2 separate regions of the Homo sapiens genome follow, and region 2 is linked to region 1. A link is a contact called in ENCODE POLR2A ChIA-PET data. All regions are on one chromosome and are shown on one strand. Each heading gives the region's core, a stretch centred on a gene start or an enhancer-like site at or near the end of the contact. The rest is flanking DNA. Distances are from core to core; before and after follow the strand shown. Region 1 holds the start of ANKRD40 (ankyrin repeat domain 40). Region 2 overlaps DGKE (diacylglycerol kinase epsilon).

Region 1 (4,451 bases), core at 631-3,130:
GCAAGTTATTCTCTGTGGTTGAGCCTCTCTCCATTGTCCCTTTCAGTTCCAAAATGGATGATTCCACTTAAAAAAACAAAATGTAAACTCACTTTTTTTTTTTTTTGAGGTAGAGTCTTGCTCTGTCGCCCAGGCTGGAGTGCAGTGGTGCAATCTTGGCTTACTGCAACCTCCGCCTCCCAGGTTCAAGTGATTCTCCTGCCTCAGCCTCCCAAGTAGCTGAGACTACAGGCATGCACCACCACGCCCAGCTAATTTTTGTATTTTTAGTAGAGACGGGGTTTCATCATGTTGGCCAGGATGGTCTTGATCTCCTGACCTCGTGATCCGCCCACCTCAGCCTCCCAAAGTGCTACTCACTTTAACTCTAAGCTAGCAAAATAGTCTGGCTAAGCATTACCTGAATCAAAATTTTAAATTTTAAATGCAGAGAGCGGAATAATGCCACATTCAGTAACTTTCTGTTTTGACCACCAGCAACATCTTAAGATGAGACTCCTTATTTAATTGGGAAGAATTCAATCTGCAGGCAGACATCTAAAGTCTTGGGTGACATTCTGTATTTGAAATTGTAATAAGAAAACTGGCCAGGAACGGTAGGCTCACATCTGTAATCCCAGCACTTTTGGAGGCTGAGGCGGGTGGATCACTTGAGGCCAGGAGTTTGAGACCAACCTGGCCCCATCTCTACCAAAAATACCAAAAAAAAAAAAAAAAAAAATTAGCCGGGTGTGGGGGCGCGTGCCTGTATTCCCAGCTATTTGGGAGGCTGTGGCAGGAGGATCACCTGAGCCGGGGAGGTAGAAGTTGCAGTGAGCCGAGACTATGCCACTGCACTCCACCCTGGGCGACAGGGCAAGACCCTGTCTCAAAAAAAAAAAAAAAAAAAAAAAAAAAAAGAAAGAAAATAATCGATAGGATAAACAAATGAGTTTTCCCTCAAACAGGCAACTACAGGCAGCAGCAGCAAATCGGTTGCAGTGAAACAACAGAGAAGCAGAATGGTGATGCAAATGTGTTTTTTTTTCCTGGTCTTGGCTAAGGAAATCGTGCTAGTTTATAAAATTCATATTTGCTCAGTTGCTTATGCTTTTAGCTCTGCAAGATGCGTTCTCCAGAAGCACCTACGGCAAATTAACTCAACACTCGAATTGGGGTGAGCTCCAACGCATAGTCGCTGAGAATCACTGCCTCCAGCACCGCTCTGACCAAGTGAGCCGGGAGCGCGGGGGAAGGGGGTAGGGCACCAGAGTCCCAGTGGGCGCTGCCCCGAGTGGACCACGTGGGCCGGGATTTGGGCAGGACGCGCTCCCGACCGCACGAGGCATGGGGGCCAGGGCTGGCCTCAAGAGAGCACAATCTCGGAGGCCCGAGGTGGCAGGCCTCGCCGTAGCCAGGCGTCCCGCGCTGGGCCCAGGTCGCGACTGACTGCCCCACGCCTTCCGACCGGCTGCCCTGACCCTAGGCCTCCCCCGCTCCCCACTTACCAGCCGTTGACCTCATTTTGGGAGTTCACATCCACCCCGCTCTCCACCAGTTTCTGCACCTCCCGAATGTCCCCTAAGGCCGCGGCCTCCCGCAGCCTCTCCTGCTGCTCCTTCTGCTCTAGGAGGGCGTTCATCTTCCCACAGCCCCAGGCCCCCGCCCAGGCCCGCCTGCCCCGCCCCGCCCGGGGCCTGTCAGCGCCGCCGCCGTCGCCGCGGCCCGCTCCCGGCCATGGGGAGGGAGCGCGGAACTCGCCCGCCCTGCTCGCGCCGCTGCCCGCGCCCGCCCCGGGACTTCCGCTCCCTCCCGCGGGCCGCCCCTGCTGCTCCCGGCCCGCAGGCCCAGGCCTCCTCCCGGGCCGCGCCTCCCGAAGGCCGGCTCCGGGGGACCCTGTTCAGTGTGACAACGCTGACCCAGATATTTTCCGTTCCGACCCGGGGCTCCGGCGCCCGGGCTGGCTGTTTATGTAACTACTGCACAATATTATATGCCATGATTCATTGACTATTTTTAGACTTCCCCACCCCGCAGTTTCAAGGGAGGAGGACAAGACACATGAAAAGAGAAAAAAGCATAGCTGAGGGCCAGAAAAGCCTTATCCTCTGGTGCAGGCTGTTTACCAGGCATCCAAAATAATTGGTGGGTTCTTTTTATTGGGATTTGGGGTTTTTTTGTTATTTTCCCCCAGTTTGGTTGGCTCCTTTTCCTTATCTGAGCCAATTCGTGCCCAGCAGGATGGGGAAATGGGCTGAAAACGATCCTACTATAATACGCCCATTATTACAGAGATAGATTAGACTCTTCTTCTTTTTGACAGTGCTTGGGGACAATTCAGTTAGAATATTTATTTCAATTGTTGTTGTTTTACATCTCATTTTAGACAGGATTTCTTCTAACCTGGCTTTCAGGAAAAATATTTATATTGTGCTCACAGTTTATGAACTGTAATTACTGCTTACAGATTGTAATTAGTTACTCTTCATGAAGGCCATATAAGGAGAAAAGAAAGGAAAAACACCAAAGAGGCTTTGGAGGTGTCCTGGTCCTGATTCCAAGTGCTCTGGGAAGAGCTGTGGTGTACATGTAAACAGCATTTTGCTTCACTTCTTGCCCGATCTATCTAATGAGGCTCAGAGCCTCAGTTGGCACTGTTTTATACCCAGTGGGAGAAAAAGGAAATATTGTTTTGTTGAGCCCAGGTGCCCTGAAGAGATCCTCCGATGTGGCACAGGATGGAACTTTACAGATGGGGTCAAGATTAAGGAAATAGCCCTGGGGAGGAAGGGAGGAAGGCCTGAACAAGGAGAGATGAAATAGGAAGGGATAAATTTAGGCATGGAGTTTTCATTTCCGTCTCTTGGGGCTGCTGGGATCTGCACAGCAAGCATTTTTCTTGCTACAGTTTAAGAAAAACCAATGTCTGTTTGTTTAGTATGATACAGTAATTCACACAGTACACAGTGCACACCAGGTGGTGCTGAATATAAACTGACTACACACTTAAATTGACCCCCATGGCAAATTGTAACCCTGCTTGAGCTTACATTTTCATTTGTTCCCCCAATTTAAATTTTAATTCTCACATCCAGCATGATACTCTATCTGAAACTGATGTGTATGGCACTGGATTTGAGTCCTTCAACACAATTTCAGTGACATGGGAGTAGGTAGTGGCTTGTTGTTTTTGTTTGCTTGTTTTTGAGACAGAGTCTCACTCTGTTGCCCAGGCTGGTGTTCGGTGGGGCGATCTCTGAGCTCCTTGCAACCTCTAAGTCCAGGTTCAGGCAATTCTCCTGCCTCAGCCTCCCGAGCAGCTGGGATTACAGGCCTGTGCCACCATGCTCGGCTAATTTTTGTATTTTTAGTAGACATGGGGTTTCACCATGTTGGCCAGTCTGGTCTCCAGCTCCTGACCTCATGTGATCTGCCAGCCTCAGCCTCCCAAAGTGCTGGAATTACAAGCATGAGCCACCGCGCCTGGCCTGTTTTTGTTTTTTTGTTGTTGTTGTTTTTTGTTTTTAATGCAGTTAAAAAAAATTGTTCGTGACTGCACCCCAAAGTCTATGAGTTCTTTTTTTTTTTTTTTTTTTTTTGAGATGGAGGAGTTTCGCTCTCATTGCCCAGGCTGGAGTGCAACAGCGCGATCTCGGCTCACCACAATCTCCACCTCCCAGGTTCAAGCGATTCTCCTGCCTCAGCCTCCTGAGTAGCTGGGATTACAGGCATGTTCCACCATGCCTGGCTAATTTTTTGTATTTTTAGTAGAGACGGAGTTTCTCCATGTTGCTCAGGCTGGTCTCAAACTCCCGACCTCAGGTGATCCGCCCGCCTCAGCTTCCCAAAGTGCTGGAATTACAGGCATGAGCCACCGCGCCCGGCCCCCAAAGTCTATGAGTTCTCTTTATGAGAGTTTGTCAAATGTCCCTTCCTTAAAAGGATTATAGCATGTACCCTACATAACTGCTGTATCCGTGAATATTAGTAGATCTTCTTAAACTCAACCTCTACTTACTCTGATTTCAGTCTTCTGTTTATTATCTTCAGATTAAAAAAAACAAAATTTTATCCACAAACAAAACTTCTGATCTTGGATATAACTGAATGTAACCTGCTGGCTGTTCTATTACTACTTCCATTTATCTCTACTCTGTCTTGTCTCTAGGGAACTACCTAACTCACTGAACTGTATTAAGCATGTGCTGTTTGCCAGGCACTGTTCTAGTCACTGAGGATGCTGCTGCAAATGAATCAGAGTCCTTGACTTTGAAGAACAGTTTATCAGGGGAGACAAGGCGAACAATAGAATGTGCTATGCATTACAATAGAAACAATGTGGCATAGTGGTAGTGAGTGTGGAGACAGACGCCAGACTGCCTGGGTTTGTATGCCAGCTTTGCCACTCATATAATCTTGAATGAGTTACTCAACTTTCCTGTGCCTCAAATTCTGCACCTGCGAAACAGGAA
Region 2 (4,215 bases), core at 1,253-3,752, 6.2 Mb after region 1:
TGCTTAGAGTTATAAAATATACTGTGACTCAGAAATTGTAAAGTCAGTTTGCGTTGTAAAAATGAATACTACCAGCATGTCAAAAGAAAAATAATTTACATTTGTAATATAAAGTAAAATTGTATTTAATATATTTATTGAATTTTAAATTTGCACTAACTTGAAAACTTTAAAGGTTATACTAATTTAATGATTAATGTGGACCCAAATACATAATTTGGCCAAAAAAGTCATTAGAATGGGTAATGGTTTTGTGTGGTTTTCCTTCAAAATGATAATATTGAAGCAAGAACCAGCATTTTATATTGATAATTTTTTTAATATTTCTACCCAGTTGAGGACAGTGGAATATAAGTAGATATATTTAAAATATCTAGATATTTAAAAAGAAAGAAAAGGTTGTTTATCCCAATCTGAATTCATTCTCAGCAACAAGACAGAAAAGGTGGTTTGGGTTTTGCTTTTAAACAGTGTCCCCCTGTCTTTTTCAATTTTTCCCTTGAAGCCTTTCTCTTGTTCTTCAGAGTACGCGCTGCAGGCTATCTGCAGCATCAGAATGCCTGGGCAGGCTGTTGAAAGTATGGATTCCTGAGCCCAACCCTTAACTTAATGATTCCCTGTCTCTGGAGATGCAACATAGAAATCTCTGTTTTTATTAACAAGCGCCTCAGGCGATTCTTAAGCATACTGAAATTTGAAAGCTTCTGGTCTGAACCTCATGTATTCACCTAGGGCTTTTGCTAGGTGGGATACCATGCCGAAAAATTGAATTAATTGTATGTTCTTAAAATTGTTTTTCTTCTACTCCGCTGTCCTCTTCCCTCAAAATCACTTTTCTAAAAGAACTCTATGAAAAACTTATTTGTATCATACCCAAATTGATATATTTGTCTGAACTCTGTTACATAAAAATTGGTATGATTCATATGTGGAATCAGTTTTTGGACTGTGACCCATGCAGTGTTGGGGGACAAGGAGTTGCTTCAGGAGTTAGTGCAGTGCGCCTCCAAGGGGCAGTGAGCCATGGAGGCGCCTGCCTTCTCACTGCAGTCAATGCAGCCACACTTGTGTATACTGAGTGCTGCTTCAGATCTCAGTAGATAAAATAATTCCACATTTAAAATGATTCTGCTATTTTTTATAAAGGGTTTGAAAGCCACTACTATAATGACTTTGTCACCTAATTGATTTTCTACTAATTTTTACATATTCAGAAACTTCGTGTTTTTTTGGTGGACAGAATATTTTGGAGGTCTCCGTCGCTGTTTAGAATGTGGCCACTTGGCTGTTTCACAGTTTTTAAAGCTATTTTATTGAATAGTAAAGCAGTGAACTTAGCCTTTGTTCTTTGTGTTTCTAATTTAAGCATATAGTCTATTTAATTTTTGATATGTAAATACACATCAATACATATATATTTACCCATGTGGCCCTGTGTAGTCAGTGCATGAGGCTTGCATAGCCCAGAAAGGTACATTCCAGGGTTCTGGGGAAAGAATTTTAAAATGCCATCCTCTAATACAGACGTTTATAAAACTTAAATGAAATGATTGGGCTTAACCATATGCAAGAAAGTCTGCAGAAAATAAATCACCTAGAAACTATAAATAGAAATGTGCTGCTGAGGCTGGGCACGGTGGCTCACACCTGTAATCCCAGCACTTGGGGGGCTAAGGGAGGCGTATCACCTGAGGTCAGGAGTTTGAGACAAGCCTGGTCAACATGGTGAAACGCCGTCTCTACTAAAAATACAAAAAAAATTAGCCAGGTACATTGGCACATGCCTTTAATCCCAGCTAATCAGGAGGCTGAGGCACGAGAATTGCTCGAACCCAGGCGGCAGAGCTTGCAGTGAGCGGAGATCACATGACTGCACTCCAGCCTGGGCAACAGAGCAAGACTCCATCTCAAAAAAAAAAAGGCCGGGCGTGGTGGCTCACGCCTGTAATCCCAGCACTTTGGGAGGCTGAGGCAGGTGGATCACGAGGTCAGGAGATCGAGACTATCCTGGCTAACACGGTGACACCCCGCCTCTACTAAAAATCCAAAAATTTAGCCGGGCATGGTGGCGGGCACCTGTAGTCCCAGCTACTCGGGAGGCTGAGGCAGGAGAATGGCGTGAACCCGGGAGGCAGAGCTTGCAGGGAGGCGGAGCTTGCAGCGAGCCGAGATAGTGCCACTGCAGTGGGGCCTGGGCCAAAGAGTGAGACTCCATCTCAAAAAAAAAAAAAAAGAAAGAAATGTGTTGCTGGTATCAGATATCAGACCAAGAACACTTCAGTCTCTCTAAGGATGCCCTGAGCTACCTCACTGTTAAAGGACGACATCAACACAGAATGCACTAAACAGGAAATAAGCTGTAATCTAGAGAATTTCCATTATGTGTTACTTTTTGGTGACTAACATGGAATGTTGAAAAGGAAGAGCTGGAAAGCTCAGTTGTTTTCCTTGTTCCTCTGACATTGTCCAGGCAAGAGGGCATCCTGATCAGATGAGTAGATTTGGCTGAGAAAAACCCTAGAGTAAGGCAGGCACTTTGTGGAGGTGGATGATGATGGCTCATAAAAACGTTTGTTCTCAGTCCAGTTCAGGGCTCTGCCAGCAGTCTTTCAGATCTGAACTGCTTAAACAAACCCTACAGATAAATTGGCACTCTGATTTGTAATTCTGTTTGTACAAGTTTAGAGCAGCCTAGCTCGAGTCCTCAACCCCAGTCCTCTTAGAAGTGAACTGATTGCACTGGATCCCTAAACCCACAATGTTGAGGACACATGTGATGACTCCACTTGCTCAGCCAGCTGGCCTCTTGCACTTTCCCCTGCCCACCACTTGTAACTACCACTTAATTATCTTGTGTTAATTGCTTTTGTTGTGTTGGGTCTGTATTTTTGTGGTCAGTGCCTGCAGGCAGAAATGTGAAAGCATTTGGTATGTTGAAGATACTTGCTTCTTTTTTAATAAAATTAAAAGTGCAGCACGTAAGTATGATACTGTGTAGTTTTTTGACACAACCATGAGATACAATAAGCAGCTTTGACTTAGTGTCCCAAAAAGTGGTTCTTGGTCTACAGCAGGGCAAACATATATGTGGCAAGTTCTGATCACATACTTTTAGACAGAAAGAATAAAAAATTCATATTGCATGGCTTTTGTAGCCTAAGAGCACAGAATCATACACGTGTGTTAGGAGAAACATTCATTCTCACGCATATAAACTGGCTCCTGGCAGAGTAGAGCAGTAAGTGGGATCAAAGGTGAATTCACCTTATTTTCAGTTGGTAGAGTATGGAAAAATGTATCACTTATTTGAAATACCTGAATGGAAACCCAGCCTCTACTACTGTAACTTAACACTTGTTCTTCCTGAGCCTCAAATTTTCTTTCTCTGTAAGAATGGGAATTAATGCCCACCTACGGGTTGCAAGTGCTTACAGGAGCTGGGCAAGCAACGAAGGTAAGAGTTGTAGAGACTTCGGTAAACTGGAGCACATGATTCCTGGGAAGCAGGCCTAGTGTAAACAATTTATTTTTCTAGAAAAGACAGAAGTTTAGAGTATATGAAATCTAATTTTTAAGTATTGGTTGGCAACTAATTGACTATCGTCTACCATAAGGTTATATGATAATTATTAGGGCAGGAGAGTGAATGCATCTTAATATGCATGGCAGAACTGTGTGTTTCCTTCCATCTGGATTTTCATAAAGCTTTCTGATTTATCAGTAACGATCTGAAAAATGTACTGTGGCATGTAACATCTTTTATTCATTTTATTAGGCATTAGAGGAAGAATATTCTGTAGTCCTGCTTTATTCTGCCATCTTTACCTGGAAATCCATTTTTATAAAATTTTTGTAATAAAAATTCACTTGATCACTTGCCTGCTTTCTTTTAAACAGTGCCAAGCGTAATGCCCCTTGATAATTTACATATATGTGAACGTGGCTGTGATAGCTGCTGATGTTCACACATAGGCCATCTTACATGTAATGATCCATGTTTGGACTTAAACAGCTTCACACATTTATTGTACAGTTAGGTGTCACATGCTTTTACTTTTTATTTTATAATCTGTATTTCTGTGAGGTAGACATTATTGGCTCCATGTTATATACATTGATAGCCCGGAGCTAGAGATTGAACCCAGGCCATCCTCCCCACTGCCTTTCATCATCAACACAACCACCACCAACAGTATTTTAAAAGTGTTAAATATT

The links. ChIA-PET counts read pairs that join two places held with the same protein, here RNA polymerase II (POLR2A).
Region 2: POLR2A ChIA-PET joins it to region 1 with 13 read pairs in activated T-cell. The contact joins the enhancer-like site here to the promoter of ANKRD40 in region 1. POLR2A ChIA-PET finds 5 or more read pairs at or near these places in 2 of 52 experiments (Panc1 and activated T-cell).

Annotation. Positions count from the first base shown.
Region 1 is chr17:50,706,034-50,710,484 of GRCh38, forward strand. It overlaps ANKRD40 (ankyrin repeat domain 40), which reads right to left and starts at 1,881. Exons shown (of 5, transcript NM_052855.4): 1 at 1,488-1,881. The coding sequence starts at 1,621. RefSeq lists silencers at 1,217-1,486, 1,617-1,826.
Region 2 is chr17:56,865,694-56,869,908 of GRCh38, forward strand. DGKE (diacylglycerol kinase epsilon) reads left to right here. Exons shown (of 12, transcript NM_003647.3): 12 at 1-3,874. The region is part of intron 1 of LOC124904037 (a long non-coding RNA gene); the gene reads right to left. Among named protein-coding and RNA genes, the nearest start is that of MIR3614, 24 kb to the right of the region's middle. Within about 2 kb of position 2,503, at least 2 of the 41 ENCODE cell types and tissues checked have a DNase peak (open chromatin) inside an H3K27ac peak, as active enhancers do.